3 separate regions of the Homo sapiens genome follow, and regions 2 and 3 are each linked to region 1. A link is an interaction called in ENCODE POLR2A ChIA-PET data of the cell type or tissue named here. Cell type or tissue: OCI-LY7. All regions are shown on one strand. Links, peaks and the distances in the headings refer to the core of each region. The heading gives the core; the rest is flanking DNA.

What was found. Peaks named below come from ENCODE experiments on the same cell type or tissue, not always from the same donor. Only the 100,000 strongest peaks of a DNase experiment are listed, where the experiment ranks them.
Region 2: POLR2A ChIA-PET joins it to region 1 with 5 read pairs; 5 of 35 experiments call an interaction of 5 or more read pairs at or near these places.
Region 3: POLR2A ChIA-PET joins it to region 1 with 7 read pairs; 2 of 35 experiments call an interaction of 5 or more read pairs at or near these places.

The regions. Positions count from the first base shown.
Region 1 is chr9:6,011,968-6,019,926 of GRCh38, reverse strand. It overlaps RANBP6 (RAN binding protein 6), which reads left to right and starts at 4,303. Exons shown (of 1, transcript NM_012416.4): 1 at 4,303-7,959. The coding sequence starts at 4,320. The coding sequence ends at 7,637. RefSeq lists an enhancer at 4,425-4,484. In OCI-LY7, for the core only: no CTCF peak of the experiment used is centred there; a DNase peak (open chromatin) is centred at 4,246; H3K4me3 peaks cover 2,338 bases; H3K27ac peaks cover 1,262 bases.
Region 2 is chr9:5,916,521-5,923,929 of GRCh38, reverse strand. It overlaps BRD10 (bromodomain containing 10), which reads left to right. Exons shown (of 8, transcript NM_001017969.3): 8 at 621-4,908. The coding sequence ends at 4,246. Among named protein-coding and RNA genes, the nearest start is that of MLANA, 29 kb to the right of the region's middle. In OCI-LY7, for the core only: no CTCF peak of the experiment used is centred there; no DNase peak of the experiment used is centred there.
Region 3 is chr9:6,916,910-6,924,318 of GRCh38, reverse strand. The region is part of intron 8 of KDM4C (lysine demethylase 4C); the gene reads right to left. Among named protein-coding and RNA genes, the nearest start is that of KDM4C, 160 kb to the right of the region's middle. RefSeq lists an enhancer at 6,877-6,956. In OCI-LY7, for the core only: no CTCF peak of the experiment used is centred there; no DNase peak of the experiment used is centred there.

The sequences.
Region 1 (7,959 bases), core at 1,848-5,847:
CTCACCGCCCCAGCATTACTGAAACACTGGCAGAACTCTCATCACAGTACACCTGAAGGCCTCTCTGTGTCTGAAAAAGCTGTACCCTTTACTTAGAACAACTTTCTCTCTTTTCAAATGGTTAATGAGGACTCATTCTTCAAAAGTCAACTCTGATACCTCCTCTGGGAAGCCTTACTTGATCAACCCCATACCCAGAGTAAATTAGCTGCCTCCATAACCCCATATGGCTCCATGGCAGGCTTATCATTACTACAGTGATCACTACGCTATGTGACATTTACTATCTCTGTTTACTATGAGATTCACATATCTTCATGAATTTAGTCTTTAATACCAGCAACTCAGCACCATGCTTGAGTGTACCCTCAAAGAATGCTTGCTGAGAGACTAATTGAATAATTGCATACTCTTTTTCTTTCTTTTTGTTTTGAGACGCAGTCTCGCTCTGTCACCAGGCTGGAGTGCAGTGGTACAATCTTGGCTCACTGCAACCTGCGCCTCCCGGGTTCAAGCAATTCTCCTGCCTCAGCCTCCCAAGTAGCTGGGACTATAGGCACGCGCCACCACGCCCAGCTAATTTTTGTATTTTTAGTAGAGATGGGGTTTCACCATGTTGGCCAGGATGGTCTCAATCTCCTGACCTTGTGATCCGCCCAACTCGGCCTCCCAAAGTGCTGGGATTACAGGCATGAGCCACTGCACCCGGCCAAATAATTGCATAATCTTAACCCAGAATTTTTCAAACATTTTTTTCTTTTTCTTTTTTCTTTTTTTTTTTTTTTTGAGATGGAGTCTCCCTCTGTCACCCAGGCTGGAGTGCAGTGGTGTGATCTTGGCTTACTGCAACCTCCGCCTCCTGGGTTCAAGCAATTTTCCTGCCTCAGCCTCCCTGAGTAGCTGGGACTACATGCGCACACCACCAAGTCCAGCTAAATTTTTTGTATTTTTAGTAGAGACGAGGTTTCACCATGTTGGCCAGGCTGGTCTCGAACTCCTGACCTCAGGTGATCTGCCCAACTTAGCCTCCCAATAGCCTCCCAAAGTGCTGGAATTACAGGCATGAGCCACTGCGCCCAGCTCATTTTTTTCAAAGAGGTTGTACCAATTTACCTATACTCTCAACAAAAATATAACTGAGTTTCCTGTTGTTCCACATCCTCAGCAACCCTTGGCTTTGTCAGACTTTTAAAGCATTGTGGTAGGTCTGTGGTGGTGTATCACTGTGGTTTTTTTCAATGTCTTTCATATGCTAGTGGATATAGTATTAAGTAATTAATTAATTATTATTAACATTTCCTGAAACGGCAAATGCAAAGTCCCTCCAGTTAGACTTTTTGAAGGAACAGTAAGAAAACCAATGAATGGGCCAGGTGTGGTGGCTCATGCCTGTAATCCTAGTACTTTAGGAGGCTGAGGCAGGTGGATCACTTGAGGTCAGAAGTTTGAGACCGGCCTGGCCAACATGATGAAACCCTGTGTCTACTAAAAATATAAAAATTAGCTGGGTGTGGTGGTGCATGCCTGTAATCCCAGCTACTCAGGAGGCTGAGGCAGGAGAATTGCTTGAACCCAGGAGGCAGAGGTTGCAGTGAGCTGAGATCGTGCCATTGCCCTCCAGCCTAGGTGACAGAGCGAGACTCCATCTAAAAAAAAAAAAAAAACAAAGAAAGAAAGAAAACCAATGAATGCACAACTGTAGTCATAATCTTAGAACCAGAATTGATCTTATCAGCGATTCTCAAATGTTGGTATTTATATAAAAACCCAATGTGCTGGTTGAAATTGTACATTCTTAGTCCTCAGTCCCCCCAGAATTCTGGGTTAATAGGAACTTGGGCCCTAACATCTATATTTTAAAATAGGTATCCCAAGCAATTCTAATGCAGTTGGTTTTCAGTCTACAGAATGAGAAATTCTATTTTAGAAAATAGCTCTGTTTCATATTACAGTGTCTTTTTTATGAGACAGAGTCTTGCTGTGTCGCCAGGCTGGAGTGCAGTGATGCAATCTCGGCTCACTGCAACCTCTGCCTCCCAGGTTCAAGCGATTCTCCTGCCTCAGCCTCCCGAGTAGCTGGGACTACAAGCATGTGCCACCACGCCCAGCTAATTTTGGTACTTTTAGTAGAGACGGGGTTTCACCGTGTTGGCCAGAATGGTTTTGATCTCTTGATCTCGTGATCTGCCTGCCTCAGCCTCCCAAAGTGCTGGGATTACAGGTGTGAGCCACCATGCTCGGCTACAATGTAATTTATGAGACTACCTACTTTGTCTATCATCTGGTTAATGTAAAAGCTACGACTTTCTAATTTTTGTGGGTATATGCGGCAGCACTTTACAAAAACAAAATTAAGGCTGCTTGGAAAAGTTTAAGACAGAATTTGCAGTAAGTGAAGCCTCTGATCATGCTGCAAAACCAAGAGTAGTTAATGGGGAAGCAATATGGTGAAAAGAGCATCAGTGTCACTTTCAGAAGAGGTAGAATTGAGACTCAGGTGTGTCATCCTAGGCAAATCCTGTAACTTCCCTTAGTTTCCACTTCTCACCTAAATTTAGTATTATATCTATCCTAGCAATCTCTCAATTCTGTATAAGGGTCAAAATGAGTGTGGCAAGTGCTAATACAAAAGTAAGACCTAATCATTGTTATAGGAATGAAACTTGTTTTTGATTGACACACCTGCCTGAATTAAAGAAACAAACTGGCCAGGCGCGGTTGCTTACACCTGTAATCCTAGTACTGTGGGAGGCCGAGGCGGGTGATCTCTCACGAGGTCAACAGATCGAGACCATCCTGACCAAACATAGTGAAACCCCGTCTCTACTAAAATACAAAAATTAGCTGGGCGTGGTGGCATGCGCCCATAGTCCCAGCTACTCAGGAGGCTGAAGCAGGAGAATTGCTTGAACCCAGGAGGCAGAGGTTGCAGTGAGTTGAGATCGCACCACTGCACTCCAGCCTGGCGACAGAGCGAGACTCCATCTCACAAAAAAAAAAAAAAAAAAAAGAAACAAATTTAGTTTCATCAACATTTGTTTCTTGGAATAACCTCAGCAGCTTCCCACTAATGGTTAGTTAGGATTCTAGTTAACCGCATCCCTTCATATTTCAGTTTAGACAAGATGCAAGGAAAATCTTGAGTAACTTGTCCTAGGATACAAAATTAATTTAGTGACAAGGCCAGGATGCAAGTCTGTCTTCTGATTATTAGTTCAGATCACTTTCTACCATACTTTACTCAGTTGTCTTTCCCATTCTTTATTATAACCAACAGGCCAGGTGATTCTGACACACACCAGATTTTGAGCTACCACTCTACTGCATTAGATGTGGTAGTGGGGAAGTAATTATTATTTTATTATCACACTTATTATTTTATAAAGCTTTATTGTAGTATTATTTATATGCCATACAATTCACCAATTTAAATTTAACAACTCAATGGTTTTTAGTATAATCACAGAATTGTGCAACCATCACAATTAATTTTAGAACATTTCATCACTCAGAAAGAAACACCCTATTTGATAGCAGTCATTCTCTATCCTCCCCTCCCCCCAACCTCTGGCAACCACTAATTTCTGTTATACAATTTGCCTGTTTGGTACCTTTCATACAAATGGAATCATACAATATGTGGTTGTGACTGGTTTCTTTCACTTGGCATGTTTTCAAGATAGACTTATTGTTTTAAAATTATCAAAGTAACAATATAGTTTAGAAATAAAAGAAAAAAATCACTCATAATCTGACCAGAAGCAGTGGCTCACACCTGTATTCCCAGTACTTCGGGAGGCCGAGGCGGGCAGATCACCTGAGCCCAGGAGTTCGAGACCAGCCTGGGCAACATGGCGAAACCCTGTCTCTATAAAAAACACAATTAGCCGGGCGTGGTGGCGCGCGCCTGTGGTCCCAGCTACTGGGGGAACTGAGGCGGGGAGGATCGCTTGAGCCCAGGAGGTTGAGGCTGCAGTGAGCAGGGATCGCGCCGCTATACTCCAGCCTAGGTGACACAGCCAGACCTTGTATCCAAAAAAAAAAAAAGTCATGATCCCATTCTAATCAATGCTTTTCTTCTCTCGCCTGCAAGTGCACGTTTATCTTATTGAAAAACAAATGGAGGATGCCATTGGCCTCCACACGGCTCTCACCTCTCTCCAAAACCTAGCTCGCAGCCTGCCAGAGCGCAGCTAGAGTTTCTGGGCAGAGGAGGGAGAAGCACCCCGCCCATCCCCGCCGGCGCCTCGCCTACGTCACTGCTTCGAGCCGCAGACCCCCTCCCTCCTTCCCGGTCGCGGTAGCTTTGACAGAGCGCAATGGCGGCAACCGCGTCTGCAGGGGTGCCGGCGACCGTGTCAGAAAAGCAAGAGTTTTACCAGCTTCTGAAGAACCTGATCAATCCAAGCTGTATGGTGCGGAGGCAAGCAGAGGAAATCTATGAAAATATCCCAGGTCTGTGTAAGACTACCTTCCTCTTAGATGCCGTCAGAAATAGAAGAGCAGGTTATGAGGTGAGACAAATGGCTGCCGCACTGCTACGACGGCTTTTGTCCTCTGGGTTTGAGGAGGTTTATCCAAATCTGCCTGCTGATGTTCAGAGAGATGTCAAGATTGAACTGATTCTGGCTGTTAAGTTAGAAACACATGCTAGCATGAGGAAAAAACTTTGTGATATTTTTGCAGTGCTGGCCAGGAATTTGATAGATGAGGATGGCACTAACCACTGGCCGGAAGGTCTGAAGTTTCTTATTGATTCAATCTACTCCAAAAATGTGGTTCTATGGGAAGTTGCACTTCACGTTTTCTGGCACTTTCCTGGGATTTTTGGGACCCAAGAGCGGCATGATTTGGATATCATCAAACGGTTGTTGGACCAGTGTATTCAAGATCAAGAACATCCAGCAATCAGGACATTATCCGCTAGAGCTGCAGCTGCATTTGTACTTGCTAATGAGAATAATATTGCTCTTTTCAAAGACTTTGCAGACTTGCTTCCTGGAATCTTACAGGCTGTGAATGACTCATGCTACCAGGATGATGATTCAGTGCTAGAATCCCTTGTTGAGATTGCAGATACCGTACCTAAGTACTTGGGTCCTTATTTAGAAGATACTCTACAGTTGAGTTTGAAGTTATGTGGAGACTCTAGGCTTAGTAATCTGCAGCGCCAGCTGGCCCTCGAAGTTATAGTGACCTTGTCTGAAACTGCCACTCCGATGTTGAAAAAACATACAAATATTATTGCACAGGCAGTTCCTCATATATTAGCAATGATGGTTGATCTACAAGATGATGAGGACTGGGTAAATGCTGATGAAATGGAAGAAGATGATTTTGACAGCAATGCAGTTGCTGCGGAGAGTGCACTAGACAGACTGGCTTGTGGGCTTGGTGGAAAAGTTGTTTTACCAATGACCAAGGAGCATATCATGCAGATGCTTCAGAGCCCTGACTGGAAGTATCGACATGCTGGATTAATGGCCTTATCTGCCATTGGAGAAGGATGCCATCAACAAATGGAATCAATTCTAGATGAAACAGTTAACTCCGTTTTGCTTTTTCTTCAGGATCCTCATCCAAGGGTGAGGGCTGCAGCCTGTACTACACTTGGACAGATGGCTACAGATTTTGCACCTAATTTCCAAAAGAAATTTCATGAAACAGTGATTGCAGCTCTGTTACGTACCATGGAAAATCAAGGTAATCAGCGTGTGCAATCACATGCAGCTTCTGCTCTTATTATTTTTATTGAAGACTGCCCTAAATCATTGCTAGTTCTATATGTGGATAGTATGGTGAAAAATCTACATTCCGTCTTGGTGATTAAACTTCAAGAGTTGATTCGGAATGGAACTAAGTTGGCTTTGGAACAACTTGTGACAACCATTGCATCAGTTGCAGATACAATAGAAGAAAAATTTGTCCCATATTATGATATATTCATGCCCTCACTAAAGCACATTGTTGAGCTTGCTGTTCAGAAGGAACTCAAGCTTCTGAGAGGAAAAACTATCGAGTGCATTAGCCATATTGGTCTTGCTGTTGGGAAGGAAAAATTTATGCAAGATGCATCAAATGTGATGCAGCTGTTGTTGAAGACACAATCAGACTTAAATAATATGGAAGATGATGACCCTCAGACCTCTTACATGGTTTCAGCATGGGCTAGAATGTGTAAAATTCTTGGAAAAGATTTTCAACAGTACCTTCCACTGGTTATCGAGCCTCTTATTAAGACTGCTTCAGCTAAACCTGATGTTGCTCTCTTAGACACACAGGATGTGGAAAATATGAGTGACGATGATGGCTGGCAATTTGTAAATCTTGGAGACCAGCAGAGTTTTGGAATTAAAACTTCAGGACTTGAAGCAAAAGCAACTGCTTGCCAAATGTTGGTTTACTATGCTAAGGAGTTAAGGGAAGGGTTTGTGGAATATACAGAACAAGTTGTGAAGCTGATGGTTCCTTTACTGAAATTTTATTTCCATGACAATGTTCGAGTGGCAGCAGCAGAGTCCATGCCTTTTCTCCTGGAATGTGCAAGAATTCGTGGCCCAGAGTATCTTGCACAGATGTGGCAATTCATATGTGACCCCTTAATCAAGGCTATTGGTACTGAACCAGATACAGATGTGCTCTCAGAAATAATGAATTCTTTTGCAAAGTCCATTGAAGTTATGGGAGATGGTTGCCTTAATGATGAACACTTGGAAGAACTGGGAGGAATACTGAAAGCAAAACTTGAAGGGCACTTTAAAAACCAAGAATTGAGACAGGTGAAAAGACAGGAAGAAAACTATGATCAACAGGTTGAGATGTCTCTGCAAGATGAGGATGAATGTGATGTTTATATTCTGACCAAAGTATCAGATATTTTGCACTCATTATTTAGTACTTATAAGGAAAAGATTTTACCATGGTTTGAACAACTACTTCCATTAATTGTAAATCTAATTTGTTCAAGTAGGCCATGGCCAGACAGACAGTGGGGATTGTGCATATTTGATGACATCATAGAGCACTGCAGTCCAACTTCATTTAAATATGTAGAATATTTTCGGTGGCCAATGCTACTAAATATGCGAGATAACAACCCTGAAGTCAGGCAAGCTGCTGCTTATGGCCTGGGTGTCATGGCACAGTTTGGTGGAGATGATTATCGTTCTTTATGTTCAGAAGCTGTTCCACTTCTGGTAAAAGTTATTAAGTGTGCAAATTCCAAAACCAAAAAAAATGTCATTGCTACAGAGAACTGTATCTCAGCAATAGGGAAGATTTTGAAGTTTAAGCCTAACTGTGTAAATGTAGATGAAGTTCTTCCACACTGGTTATCATGGCTTCCACTGCATGAAGATAAAGAGGAAGCTATTCAGACTTTGAGTTTTCTCTGTGACCTAATTGAAAGTAACCACCCAGTTGTAATTGGTCCAAATAATTCCAATCTTCCCAAAATAATCAGTATAATTGCAGAAGGAAAAATTAATGAGACTATTAACTATGAGGATCCTTGTGCCAAACGCCTAGCTAATGTCGTGCGTCAGGTACAGACTTCTGAAGATTTATGGTTGGAATGTGTATCACAACTTGATGATGAACAGCAGGAAGCCTTACAGGAGTTGCTAAATTTTGCTTGAAGCACTTTAATATAACTTGAATATTATCTATTATAAAAGTAACTACAAATAAGTGTTGTGAATAGATTTTATTATAAATCAGAGAACTGTTTTCTCCCTGCTAAGCAGTTTATAGTTCTTCTCCATGTTTCTCCAGAATTAATCAGTGTTAGTCCTCTGTTTATCTCGCATGTTTTATCTTCCAAACACAGACCTTGGTGATAACCTGTGCTTCAAACTGTCTTAAACAATGTTTGTCACCTTTCCCCTAGTTGATGTAAAGTATATAAATTGTTGCTATTTGTTTGAACTATTATTGATGCTAGCCAAGCAGTATACTTGA
Region 2 (7,409 bases), core at 1,268-5,267, 95 kb after region 1:
GACTTTCTTTGGTTATGTAGAGGTTAATATGGGCAACAGAGTGGTTAGAAATGCATTAACTTATTGTTTTCCATCTTTGGCAAATTAAGAGTAATGTCTTATAAACCTAGTTTGACCGAATATGAACATAAATTTTTTCACTATAAGGATGAACATCAGTAAAAGCTGGATATTTTTTGTCCTTTAGAGTCTCTAGAAATAGAATAGATTGGAGAACCATCTCTCTATGGTATCAAAATGTTCCTAGCTAGAAAAAGAGAACTAGATTCCTTTGCAAATTAAATTCTGAGCCCTGATTGTTTATTTGGGTATTTCTAATGAAACAGTTTTTTGCACTTACACTGGCAGAAGAATTAGCAGAATTCTTGACCAAAAATTTTGACCAAAAAAATTTTCTCAATAATAGGTTTTTCTTGGGCATGGTTATGATATCTAGATTATCATGTCAAAGATGACCTTACCTTTGTCTTCATCAGTGGTGCTAAGGCTTTTGAATCACCCTGCAGTAGATTTCTTAATACACTGCCAGCTCAAAGATTGACTTTCTTTTTTACAGTTGATGTTATTACTATTTAGTTGCTGTTTTATATAAACAAAATGCCCGTTTTTATAATTTTCAGATGATATGAAGTTGTCAGAAATAGATTTTCCTATGGCTAGAAGCAAGCTGTTGAAAAAGGAATTGCCTTCAAAAGACTTACCGAAGACACTGCTTAAAACACTTAAACGACAGTCCAAACAAACTGATTATGTGGATGACAGCACAAAAGAGCTTTCTCCAAGGAAGAAGGCAAAGTTAAGCACAAATGAGACAACAGTTGAGAATCTAGAAAGTGATGTGCAGATTGACTGTTTCAGTGAATCAAAGCATACAGAGCCATCATTTCCAGAGTCATTTGCCTCATTGGATTCAGTACCAGTGTCTACTCTCCAGAAAGGGACCAAACCCATTCAGGCTTTGCTTGCAAAGAATATTGGGAATAAAGTGACCTTAACAAATCAACTGCCTCCTTCCACAGGTAGAAATGCTCTTGCTGTGGAAAAACCAGTTTTATCTCCTCCGGAAGCAAGCCCGATAAAGCCAGCATTGACCTGCCACACCAATACAAAAGGTCCTTTACAAATGGTATACAAAATGCCCTGTGGCCAGTGGTTGCCAATAGATCTTCAAAATAGCTCTGTAAAGATTCAGGTGCAGCCTATGGTGGATCCTAAAACAGGAGAAAAAATCATGCAGCAAGTTCTTATTCTGCCTAAGAATTTTGTGATTCAGCATAAAGAAGGAAAAGCAGTTGCAAAAGAAGTGCCACCACTTCAACAGAAAGGTACAGAACAACATTGTTCATCTTTCCCACAGACAACAAATATAAATTCTTCTTTAGCATCAGTTTTTGTCAACTCACCAGGAACTGTTTCTACCCAACTACCAAATACAGCTTTCAACAAAACAATTACACCTTTATCAAATATAAGTAGTGCTAGACCACAGCCTTTGTCGCCTGTAACCTCTGTAAGTAACTTATTAACACCATCAGTTAAGACTAGCCAGAGTGAGGCAGGAAAAGCCAAGAATGCAGTTTCAGCAGCCACATTCTCCTTGCCCAGTGCTTCACCGACCATTTCCTCCACAGGTCAGCCTCTGTCATCAACAACAACACTAAATGGGTCTACAAATCCTGGTAGTTCCTTCAACTGTTTTGCACAACAGACTGCTGATTCTTCTGAAGCAAAGCAAGAGCTGAAAACTGTGTGCATAAGAGATTCACAGTCAATTCTTGTTAGGACACGAGGTGGGAACACTGGAGTTGTAAAAGTACAGACCAACCCAGATCAAAATTCACCCAATACTGTATCTTCAAGTTCAGTTTTCACTTTTGCTCCTCAGCTGCAGGCATTTCTGGTGCCAAAATCAACAACTTCTTCCTCTGCTTTTTCACCTGTAGCTGGAACAACTACTACATCTAGTCTTTCACCTTTTAGCCAAACACCAACTTCTGTTTCCATTCCAGCTAGCTTTGCCCCATCCATGGGGAAAAATCTCAAACTTACATTAGGCCACACCACTGGCAGTGGTGATTTGGGCCACGTGATAGATAAAACTTCACACATGCCCTCTTCTCCCTTGAAGTCCTCTATTTGTTCTAGTACTCTACTACCATCAACAACAAGTAGTTCGGTAAGTGTAATTAGCATATCAGCAGCAAATTTTGGACAAAACAATGCAAATATTATTCATACTCCAACTAAACAGCAACAAGTAGATTATATCACAAAAAGTTACCCTGTTACAAGGTCAGAAGCAACAGCAGCAACAAATGGAGATGTAATCAGTGGGACTCCAGTTCAGAAACTTATGCTGGTATCAGCTCCATCTATTCTTTCTTCTGGCAATGGAACTGCAATTAATATGACACCTGCGCTGACATCTACAGGTGTTTCTGCCCAGAAATTAGTTTTTATTAATGCCCCAGTTCCTAGTGGTACATCAACCCCAACTCTTGTTGCAGAATCATTAAAACAAACTCTTCCTCCTCCATTGCATAAAGCATATGTTAAGACTCCAGAGCAACCCCAAATAGTACTGATTCCGTCTACAGTGGGCACACCAATAAAAATAAATTCATCACCAGCTGTGTCTCAGATAAAGGATGTGAAAATTGGACTAAACATAGGTCAAGCAATTGTAAATACTTCAGGCACTGTGCCAGCTATACCATCAATTAACATATTACAAAATGTAACCCCAAAAGGAGAAGACAAAAGTAGCAAGGGCTATATTTTGCCATTGTCAACAAGTGGTAATTCAGTTCCAGTAAGCTCAAATTTTGTGAGTCAGAATATTACCCCTGTTAATGAATCAGTGGTTTCTTCAGCAAGAGCAGTAAATGTGCTTTCAGTTACCGGAGCAAATTTATCTTTGGGTTCCTTTCCAGTGACCTCAGCCTCTGCTTCAGCTGGGGCACAACCTCCTGTTTTAGTCAGTGGAAATGATACCTCTTCAAGAATTATGCCTATTTTGTCAAATAGACTTTGCTCATCAAGTCTCGGAAACACTGTGGCTATATCAACTGTGAAAACAGGACACCTTGCATCATCTGTTCTGATTTCAACTACACAACCAGTAGTGTCTCCTAAATGTTTAACATCAGCTTTGCAAATTCCTGTTACGGTTGCCTTACCTACACCTGCGACTACATCCCCTAAAATAATAAACACAGTTCCACATTCGGCAGCAGTACCAGGAGCCACACGTTCTGTATCTATTTCTAAAAGACAATCTCGGACTTCACTCCAGTTCCATTCACCAGGGATTTCAACTACAGTGCCAACAAATGTAAACACAAATAAACCTCAAACTGAATTGTCGTCCCTTTCAACAAGTCCAGGTAAAATAACTAATACGTCCAATTTTGCTTCTCTGCCAAATCAGCAAGCTTTAGTAAAAACCCCCAGTTACAGTTCTGCTCCAGGTGGCACTACCATTCACACGGCTTCGGCACCATCCAATGTAACTAGTCTAGTCGGGAGTCAGTTCAGTGAACCTTGTATTCAGCAAAAAATAGTCATCAATACCAGTACACCTTTGGCACCTGGTACTCAGATTATGATTAACGGAACCCGGTTTATTGTTCCACCACAAGGTCTTGGAGCTGGCAGCCATGTTCTCCTTATATCTACTAATCCAAAATATGGAGCCCCCTTAGTTCTTAACAGTGGCCAAGGCATTCAATCTACACCAATAGATAACTCTGCCCAGAAGATCACACTAGCATCAAATAATTCCTTAAGTGGCCAACCTCTACAACATCCTCTAAGAAGCCCTACAAAATTTATAAACTCTTTTGGGAATGCAAGTTCTATACCCACAGTACATACATCACCACAACTCATAAACACAACTGCTAAGGTTCCTGTTCCACCTCCTGTACCAACAGTATCACTGACTTCAGTAATTAAGTCTCCAGCTACTCTTTTGGCTAAGACATCTTTGGTTTCTGCCATTTGCCCCAGTAATCCTCCACTGCCAAGTAGCACTTCAGTGTTTCATTTGGACCCACCTGTCAAAAAATTGTTGGTTAGCCCAGAAGGAGCCATTTTGAATACCATAAATACTCCAGCATCTAAGGTTTCTTCACTCTCTCCATCTCTCTCTCAGATTGTTGTATCTGCCAGTCGAAGTCCTGCGTCTGTCTTCCCTGCTTTTCAGTCGTCGGGCTTAGAGAAGCCTGACAGAGCTGCATCTTGAATTTAGACTAAAAGAGCCAGTTTTTAAATAATGGGGCATTGTTTTGACTCCCATAAAAATTTTCAATGTTTATTATACTGTTGAAAGCATACTATACATTGTGTGTGTGTGTGTGTGTGTGTGTGTGTGTGTGTGTGTGTTTTAATGTATCTTTTCATTAGCTTGCAACAAGGCTTTGTTTTCTTGGGGAGGGAAAGATCTGTTCCATTTCACTTACTGTTCTGAGGAGGGTTTCAAGGTTCTGTGTTTAAAGTCAGGATTTACCTGTCTGTAGAACATAAAGTGAACAAAGTTTGAATAGTTTAGAGTAAGCTAGCCTTTTGCACATTTACATTGACATGTTTCTTCTTGAATTTGGACTGTTGCAGCATATCTATGATATGGTATTCAGTGTCATTAGTGAAATCTTATTTTTGTTTCTGTAAAAAAAAAAATACATATATATATTTATGCATTGTGAAAAATGCAGTCCATGATGTAAAATTGTACATATTCCAGAATCCCTAACAACCTGTACTAAATATATGTACAAAGAACTATGCTGTCTTATTTATGTTTTGTTTACATAATGTATAGTTTTTTAAGTATTTTAGTAATTTTGGACCAGTGAACTGTTAGCAACAATGCAGAAGAATCTGCATGTAATAAACTGAGTTGCTGTATTTCTTTGTTTGAATACCATTTTTAACGTGTGTTCTTGTTCCATTGAAAGAATACAGGATGTAATTGAAGACAGTCCTTTACAAGAAAGAATTAAGGGTGGGAAATTTGAATTAGAGCTAGCACTTGTACATGGCTTTCCAGCTTACAAATACTACTTTCACTTAAATCTTGTGTTTCAGAAAATGCCTTTTTTTTTTTTTTTTTTGACTCACCTGTTGCCCAGGCTCGAGTGTAGTGGTGCAGTCTCAGCTCACTGCAACCTCCACCTCCTGAGCTCAAGCCATCCTCCCACCTCAGCCCCCCAAGTATTAGGTTGGTGTGTAAGTAATTGTGGTTTTTTTGCCACTAATGCCACTAATGGCAAAAAAAAAAAAAAAAGCCACTAACGGCAAAAAACCACAATTACTTTCTCACTAACCTAATAGCTGGGACTACGGGCATGGGCCACCATGCCTAATTTTTTAATTTTTTGTAGAGATGGTTTCACCATGTTGCTAGGCTGGTCTTGAACTCCTGGTCTCAAGAGATCCACCTACCTTGGCCTCCCAAAGTGCTGGTATTACAGGCATGAGCCACCGCACCCAAGAATATGCCTCGTTTTAAATAAAAGGTAGCTTTTATATTTATTGGATCTTTATATCCATTATCTTGAGCTACTGAACTGTATACTCATCCTTCCATTTATAATGTTGTTAAACTTCATCACATGAAGTTATTGTTGGGGGTTGGAAATGATATGGAAGCATAGGCCTAAAGATTTCCTTTGAGACTACATCAAAGTGTATTTGTTATCAAAGTGGAGAGGGTAGTGAAAATATTCCTAGAAAGTCACTAAAGGCTCTCAGAAACCGCTATTTATGCTCTAAGTACTTTTCCTAGTCATGTTTATGCTCTACTCAAGTCACTCTCCCCGTTTTTCTGTCAGTTAAGAAAGCCCTGGGGAAGTGGGTGATATTTCAAGTGCATTGCATTGCGCATTGATGGTGCTCAACAAATGGCTGTATTTACCTACTCAGCTTTTAAAACAAAATGACCCAAAACTGTTTGCCTTTTGTCTCAGAAGAATTCTCTTAAGCCATTTTAAGAAACTAATTTACTGAATTACCTATGGCCCAACTTTAATCCCAGTGAAGGACCTAAACTAACCACTAAATCTCTCTCTTTTTTTTGAGACGGGGTCTTCTCTGTTGTCCAGGCTGGAGTGCCATGGTGCTATCTCAGCTCACTGCAACCTCTGCCTCCTGGATTCAAGCAATTCTCCCACCTCAGCCTCCTGAGTAGCTGGGATTACAGGTGTGCACCACCATAGCCCAGATAATTTTTGTATTTTTAGTAGAGATGGGGTTTCACCATATTGGTCAGGCTGGTCTCGAACTCCTGACCTCAGGTGATCCGCCCACCTCAGGTGATCTGCCCACCTTGGCCTCCCAAAGTGCTGGGATTATAGGTGTGAGCCACTGCACCCAGCCACTAAATCTCTTCTAACTCCTAAATCCAAAATTCTAATATGACCTTCATAGCTCTGTGTGATCTGGTGAACCTTCGTACTGAAGTCCCCACTTAAAGTTTTAAAAGCTCTTCAGTCTGTTCCTGCCTACCTCTCCAGCTTCATTTCAACCTGTTCTCCCTCTTGTTCACTGTACTCTAATTTTCTTTTAGTTTCTAGAAAATTCAAGACACTTGAAGGTCTTCCCAGATGTCTTCTTTGACCTAATGTTCCATTACAGGTTCTTATTACGTGTTATGTAACTCCCTGTCCTTGTCATACCTCAGCCAGCATTATTATATTGTGCAGTCACTCAGACTGAGAACAACATAGCACTTCTTCAAAACTATAATTACTTGTTTGAAATTATTTAATTTCAGGAACCTTATCAATCATCATCATTATTGTGCCAGCACCTGGCACACTGTATTCAATGTATATTTGTTGAGTAGGTGGGTGACAAATCTAGATAACCTCTTATTTAAGGTCTAGTTTACTTTTTAAAACTAATGCTCCATTTTTTAAACTAGAAATTCGATTAATGGATTTATATCTTCAAAAACCCAAATTCCTTTGCCTCCAGTTTTGTAGGTCATGTGGATTTCTGAGATCGTGGCTAGAGCACAAAGTTAAATTCCTGAATTCATTGTGTTTAGTGTTATTAAGGGTTCTGTAAAGGGCGTCTATAAAGGCATACATGAAAAGGAAGAAACGTCACCACAATGCCACCTGAAAAGATTCATGATACTGGAGAGTCATGTTTTTATACTTAGTATAGAATTAAGCCATTTGGATATCTGTGTTCTGTATCACCTAAAATACTAAGTTAAAAGATGCTGAAATAGCCTGCCTCCTTCTGGTGTGTTAGCACTTCCCTTTCCTCTCATTTCCTATGGTTTTTCCTGCCCTCACAAAAAGTTTTTCCTTTGTGATTAGTTTTATATATATGTTATATATGTTTTATATATGTTTTATATATAGTGATTAGTTTTATATATACATATATATACACAC
Region 3 (7,409 bases), core at 1,268-5,267, 900 kb before region 1:
AGGGCAAAGTGGACTTGGAGGCACAAACTGCAACTAACAAGCACAAACACTGTTCAGTATATTAAACTAGTCCACACCATCTGTCACGATGGATTAAACAAACAAAAAAGCACATGCAACCAGTAACCACTTTCTCTCTCCAGTATGTTCTTATTCTGTATTAAAATATAAAACCACAGCTAACTTTTTTTAAAAAAAGAAAAAGCCAGCAGCTATTAGAAAAAGGATTCTGGATTACCATATCTGAGCTTTATAAGAAGTAAACATTGTCTCGCCTAAGGCACCTGAGGAAGACATGCTGAGAACTGTTCAAAAAACTTACCAAGAAATTTCTAAATATCTGAGGAGGGAAAGAAGAATCCCATGCCCCACCTGAAAGGCTGCAGCAGCCATAAGCATCGGTCTCTTCTCAGATTCCTGCTTTTTTCTCTTACAGATAAAGATGAAATCCAATGTGCTGAAGACACAGTGGTCCCCCTTGGTTCTCTGCCCCCAAAAAGAGAAGACTGGATTCTGCAGTCATTGACACAGGAAGCATTTGAAACAATCAAACAAACAATAATGACAACACACATACATACAAAACAAGATAAAGAGCCATTTGATGGAATTATATTAATGACTTATTTTTTGGTCATTAATTACAAGCCATTAGTTCAGATGTCAAACCCCACAAGACTCTGAAGAACTTGCCTGTAATGTATGGGTATTCTATGTTCTGTCTCTTGATGATCCCTCGGCAAATAAGAATACAATTCTTGGAATTCATGGAAAGTAAAAGTTTGCACCTTCATTCTGTCATTGTAATCATTCAGTCATTCACTCATTCAAATAAATCCAAGAATACAATTCACTAGTGATGCACATTCATATTAATCTTAAAATTCAAGCTGCGCTCATAAGATAGCCACTCAGAAAAAAAGTCAGTATAAATGAAGTATCTCAAAGGAAAAAAAAACATTTAAACGGAAACTGCAACTACAAACCATACTTGTGCAATTATTAGTCACAATAGCCAGAAAAGAGGGTCACATGCAGCAACAGTGCAACATTCTTTGCAGAATTTTTTTAAGATTAAAAAAAAAAAAATCTGTCTGATTCCAATGCTTTGCATATGTAACAAACGAGCTATTGTATAACCATAATCTCGGCCCCCAGGTGAAGTGGGGAGGAGGCAGTGCTTTACAAACCCGTAAAGAGTAAAAACATTAAATCAAACAGGCTTTACCAAATAAATACCCATAAAATAGATTTAGAGGGGAGAAAATTCATACCTGAGGAGAATCTAAAGCATATGACAAAACAAGAAATGAGAGGATTTATTGAGACATCACCCTGTGACACTGCCTTTTAAGTTAATTTGGAAACATCACTTTGGAAACAAATCTAATGTGCATCCATTTCTGTAGCTAACGCACAGTTTAAGTGGCTTGAGTCAGAGAGGGAGAGATAAGCATCTCTTCCTGAATTTCTGGCTGAAGTTCAATTATTAGTGACAGTGAAAGAAACTTAGTGACATTTGTCAGTTAACTGCTTGAGGATATGTTGGAAGGCTGTTTATTTCTCTGTTTTGAGACAGGGTCTGGCTCCGCCACCCAGGCTGGAGTACAGTGGTGCAATCATGGTTCACTGCAACCTCAATCTCCCAGGCTCAGGTGATTCTCCCACCTCAGTCTCCCAGGTAGATGAGACTACAGGCACGGGCCACCACATTCAACTAATTTTTGTATTTTTGGTAGAGATGGGCTCTCCCTGTGTTGCCCAGACTGATCTCAAACTTCTGGACTCAAGCAATCCTCCAACCTCAGCCTCCCAAAGGGCTGGGATTACAGGCGTGAGCCAACATGCACAGCCTGGAAGATTGCTGAAGATGTTACCCAACTATTTCCAGGAATTCTACTTCTTTTAATGGGGGGGAAAAAAACAGTAAATGTAATCAGAAACCTGTGATAGGAAATCTTGCAACAGGGTGGCTTTCCTTATGACTATAACCATGATAGTACTATGCACATGCCCTGCATAAGGGCAAAGGTAAAAGAAATTAGAAATGTTCAGTGTTATAACATTGCATAAAACAAAAAATTAAGATAGGAATTAGATAGAAATTCACAAAAACATAGCAGCAGCAGCTAAGATTGGGCTAAACTGTGTAAGTTAAAAGTCTGCATGCTTCATTCTGTCATCATACATTCATTCATTCATGCAGCAAATATTTGCTGAACGTGTACTATGTACAAGTTATGGTGCTAGGCACTGGGCATACAGGTGTGAATAAGGCAAAATCCCCTTCACAGAGCTTGGGATTGTGAAGAGGGTTCCAATTCAAATTGAGAAATGATATCAGTGAGAAGATGACATTTGAACAATACTTCAGAGAAGGGAGGGACCGAGCCATGCAGATTGGGGAGGGGTATTCTGGGAAAAGGATCATGGAACCTGGGGGACCTAGGGCATTAATGTGCCTTACTGTGTTGGTACAGAGTGGGCAAGGGTCATGGAGGTAAAACTCGAAGTCAAAGATGGGGGGTAGGGGTTGGGGCAGGGAGTGATCACGTAGCATTTGCTCACCATGGTAAGCATATTAAATTTTAATGGAAGCGAGATGGGAAGCTAGGAAGGGGAGATTCTGAGCAGAAGTATACACAATCTGACAAATGGTTTTAAAGCTGTCATGCTGGCTGCCGAATAAAGAATAGAGAGAAATAGTAAGACTGTGAAACCCACTGGCATAGCCAGGCCAATGACTTATAGTGGTTGGACCAGAGTAATAGTGGTGAGTGTGGTGAGCAGTGGGCATCCCAGAGATTCTAGAGCCAACAGAATTGATTGGGTGTGTGATTAAACAGAAAGCGAGTGAGCAGTGATGACTCCCAGAGTGTTTGGCCTGAGCAACTGGAGAAACAGAGTTGCCACTAAATGAGGTGGAGAAGTCTTTTGACAGCACTTTCTGGGCTTGTTAACGTTTGTGAAGCCCATCAACATCCAAGCGGACGTGTGAAGTAATCAGCCTTGATTTCATGGCAGGAGTTTGTGGGTTCCAAGGAAAAGTCCAGGCTAAAGATACAAATTTTAGTAGTCATTAGTAATCAGCATACAGATAATATTTAAAGTTGCAAGACTGAATTTGATCATAAGGTAATTCGTGTAGACAAGAAAATGAAACCTGAGGACTAAGCCCTAAAGCTCTCGAAGGTATCAAAGAAAAAGGAACCAACAAAACTGACCGAGAAGGGAAGACCATGTAAGGCAGACGGAAACAAGAAATGTGTACCATCTCAGAAAGCAAGGAGAAAAGCCGATTTAAAAAAATAATAAAGGAACAACTTTATCAAGTGCTGCCAGGAGGTCATGTAAGATGAGAATTTTTAAATAATATAATTTGGTGTTGGGGCTCAGAAAACTGATACCTCAAAACATGCCATTTTGACATACTGCAGGGGAAGAAACCTCAAGGCCTCTCTGACTTCCTCCTGGCCCCAGTCCCTTTCAAAGAAGGTGAAGTAGTTCCTTTACCTGCCTAAGATCCAGACCCACCAAGCAGAACAAATGTTTTTCTTTCCCTCTGTGCAAGACCAAGAATGTAAGCACACCTTCAGACCCTTTCACAAGATAATGTACAAATTAATCTGTTCCCTGATTTCATTCACTCTCCCTGGTAATTTCCTCAAAAGAATTCCGCTTTCACCCCTCCACCTCCAATAACCTATTTTGTCAGGATGATATACAAGTTTCTATTTCTTTATATTGATTAATTAATTTTTTTTTTCTTGTTCTGTTGCTGAGGCTGGAGTGCAGTGGAACGATCTCGGCTCACTGCAACCTGCACCTCCCCGGTTCAAGTGATTCTCCTGCCTCAGTCTCCTGAGTAGCTGGGATTACAGGTGCCCACCACCAAGCCCAGCTAATTTTTTTGTAGTTTAGTAGAGATGGGGTCTTACCATGTTGGCCAGGCTGGTCTTGAACCTTCCCAATTGCTTCTACAGATAACATCACTATTATAAAACCTAAGACTGTTTTTTTATTTTCTTTTTTGAACTGTTTTTCAGACTGACCCCATGGGACTCATGAGTCATGGCACAACTGATCCTGAGTGGACTCAGCACATGAGGACTGCTTTCCACACCCCTATGATTTCATCCCCAAACAATCACCAGCACCCATTCCCTAGCCCCCTGCCCACCAAATTGTCCATAAAAACCCTAACCTCCAAGGCTTTGGAGTGACAACTCCAGTTCTTCTGCATGGGCTGGCCTCACATCAATTAAACTCTTTCTTTACTGCAATGCCACAGACTTAGTGAACAGATTTTGCCTTTGTAGCAGGCAGGAAGAACTTGTCAGGCAATTCCACAATGAATGACCACTGACTTTGACAAAAGCAGTTCTGATAGCATGGAGTAGGTAAAAGGCTATGGTATTTAAAGAGAGAATAGAAAAATAAATATGGCCAGGTGCAGTGGCTCACACCTATAATCCTAGCACTTTGGGGGGCCAAGGCAGGTGGATCACCTGAGGCCAGGAGTTCAAGACCAGTCTGGCCAACATGGTTAAACCCCATCTCTACTAAAAATACAAAATTAGCCAGGCATGGTGGTGCACGCCTGTAGTCCCAGCTACTCCGGAGGCTGAAGCAAGAGAATCACTTGAACCCGGGAGGCGGAGATTGCAGGGAGCCAAGATCGCGCCATTGCACTCCAGCCTGGGCAACAAGAGTGAAACTCCATCCTAGATAGATAGATAGATAGATAGATAGATAGATAGATAGATAGATAGACAGACAGACAGACAGATGAAATTGAAAGATGAAATATAGGCAATTCTTCTTTCAAAGTATTGTTAAATAGAAAAACAAAGAAAAGGGATAGCAGGTAAGATGGAAAGAGGGATTAAGATTTTTTTTTCAAGCTTCTGCACAGCAAAAGGAACTATCAACAAAGTAAACAGACACCTTACATAATGGGAGATAATATTTGCACACTATACATCTGACAAAGGTCTAATATCCAAAATCTCAATGAAAGAAAGAAAGAAAGAGAGAGAGAGAGACAGAAAGAAAGAAAGAAAGAAAGAAAAGAAAGAAAGAAAGAAAGAAAGAAGGAAAAAGAAAATTCAGAATCTGTAAGAAACTTAAAACAACAAGCAAAAAACAACCCCAATGAAAAGTGAGTAGGCTGGGCGTGGTGGCTCACACCTGTAATCCCAGCACTTTGGGAGGCCAAGGCAGGTGGATCACAAGGTCAAGAGTTCAAGACCAGTCTGGCCAAGATGGTGAAACCCCATCTCTACTAAAAACTACAAAAATTAGCCAGGCATGGTGGCCGTTGCCTGTAATCCCAGCTACTCGGAAGGCTGAGGCAGGAGAATCGCTTGAACCCAGGCAGCAGAGGTTGCAGTGAGCTAAGACTGTGCCACTGCGCTCCAGTCTGGGCAACAGAGTGAGACTCTGTCTCAAAAAAAAAAAGTGAGCAAAGGACATGAACAGAGCCTTCTCAAAAGAAGACATACATACAAGCGGCCAACAAAGATATGAAAAAATGCTAAACATCACTAATCATTAGAGAAATGCAAATCAAAACCACAATGAGCTACCATCTCAAACCAGTCAGAATTCCTATTATTACTAAAAAGTCAAAAAATAATACATGCTAGTGAGGCTGTAGAGAAGGGGGAACACATACACTGCTGGTAGGGATGTAAATTAATTCAACCACTATGGAAAGCTGTTTGGAGATTTCTCTAAGAACTTAAAACAGACCTACCAACTGACCCAGCAATCCTATTGATGGGTATATACCCAAAAGAAAAGAAATGATTCTACCAAAAAGACACATGCACTCTATATTCATCACAGTGCTATTCACAATAGCAAAAACATGGACTAAACCTAAGTGCCCATCCACAGTAGACTGGATGAAGAAAATATGGTACATACACGTCATGGAATACTATGCAGCCATAAAAAGAATAAAATCATGTCCTTTGCAGCAACACAGATGCAGGTGGAGGCCGTTATCCTAAGAAAATTAACCTAAGAACAAAAAACCAAATACCACATGTTCTCACTTGTAAGTAGAAGCTAAACATTGGATACACATTGACACAAAGATGGGAACTGTAGACACTGGGGACTACCAGAATGAGAGAGGGAGTACGGCAAAGGCTAAAAAAAGCTACCTTTTGGGTACTATGTTCACTGCCTGGGTGATGAGATCAATTGTACCCCAAACCTCAGCATCACACAATATACCAATGTAACAAACCTGCACATCTACCCTCTGAACCTAAAATAAAAGTTTATATTTTTTAAAAAGAGAAGATATTTTTCAAATGGGAGAAATAACAGCTTGTATGCTGATGAGACTGATCTAGTGGAGAAGGAAAACGTGATGATGCAGTGAATGAAGAATTGAGATGCCTGGACAATGGTCTTCAAGTTGCAAGAGGGGCTGGGGTCAAGTGCACAAGTGGCCTCACTTAGACCCATAAACAATTCAATCAGGTAAAAGAATGGGAGTTCAAGTGTATGGGCACCGGGACTGATAGGTAGGAAAATGTGCTGTGTGCAGTCTGCAGAAGTTCTCTATTTTCTCAATGAGATGAGAAGCAAGACAATCAGCAAAGAATGAGGATGGAGACAGGAGGAGAGAGGGAGAGCCAACGAACTCGGCAACATGGCTGGACTGCTGGGCATCGTGAACAACTCATTGGAGTCCTAGAATTTAGGGATAGGAAATGGGATGGCTGCATGCTTATCTCCAGCCATGGTCAGATACACAGGGACAAGCAAGAGAAATAGCTAAGTTGAACAAGATGGGGATTTTTGCCAGATGAGTATAACAAAGTGAAAGAAAGGCAAGGTGTGAAACCAAAGGTATCTTTACAATGATGGATCATGCAATAGAAACCAGTGAAAGGGGGAAGTAAGAAGTTGAGGTGAGTGAGCAACCATGAAAAGTAGGATCAATGGATTTTAAACCCTACTGGGGTCCAAGTGCATGCTACAGTTTGGGTAGTGGAGAAAAAGAGCTTGAGAGACAGGTGGTGTAGATCAGAGGAAGGCATGCCTGAAACTGAGAATATGGATACCTATATGGTGCTCATATTAAGACCAGAAGACTGAGTAAGGGAGGCAGGGGCTGCCCAACAGCCATTTTCCTTCCTGAGCATCTCTCCCACAGCCCTGCAATTCATGCCTAACTTCCCACATTCTCCAATTCACTCCTGCCAATGAAAATAATTCATACCTATATAAACGATATTTTAACTCTTGAACAACAACAACAAAAAAAACAGAATGACCTCAACAATCTTCGTGGGTGGAATATGAATAGGCAGATTCCCTCATTCAACTTTGTATCATTTCCCCAAAACCAGAGAGAAAAATTAATGAAACTGGGATGTTTCTACTCT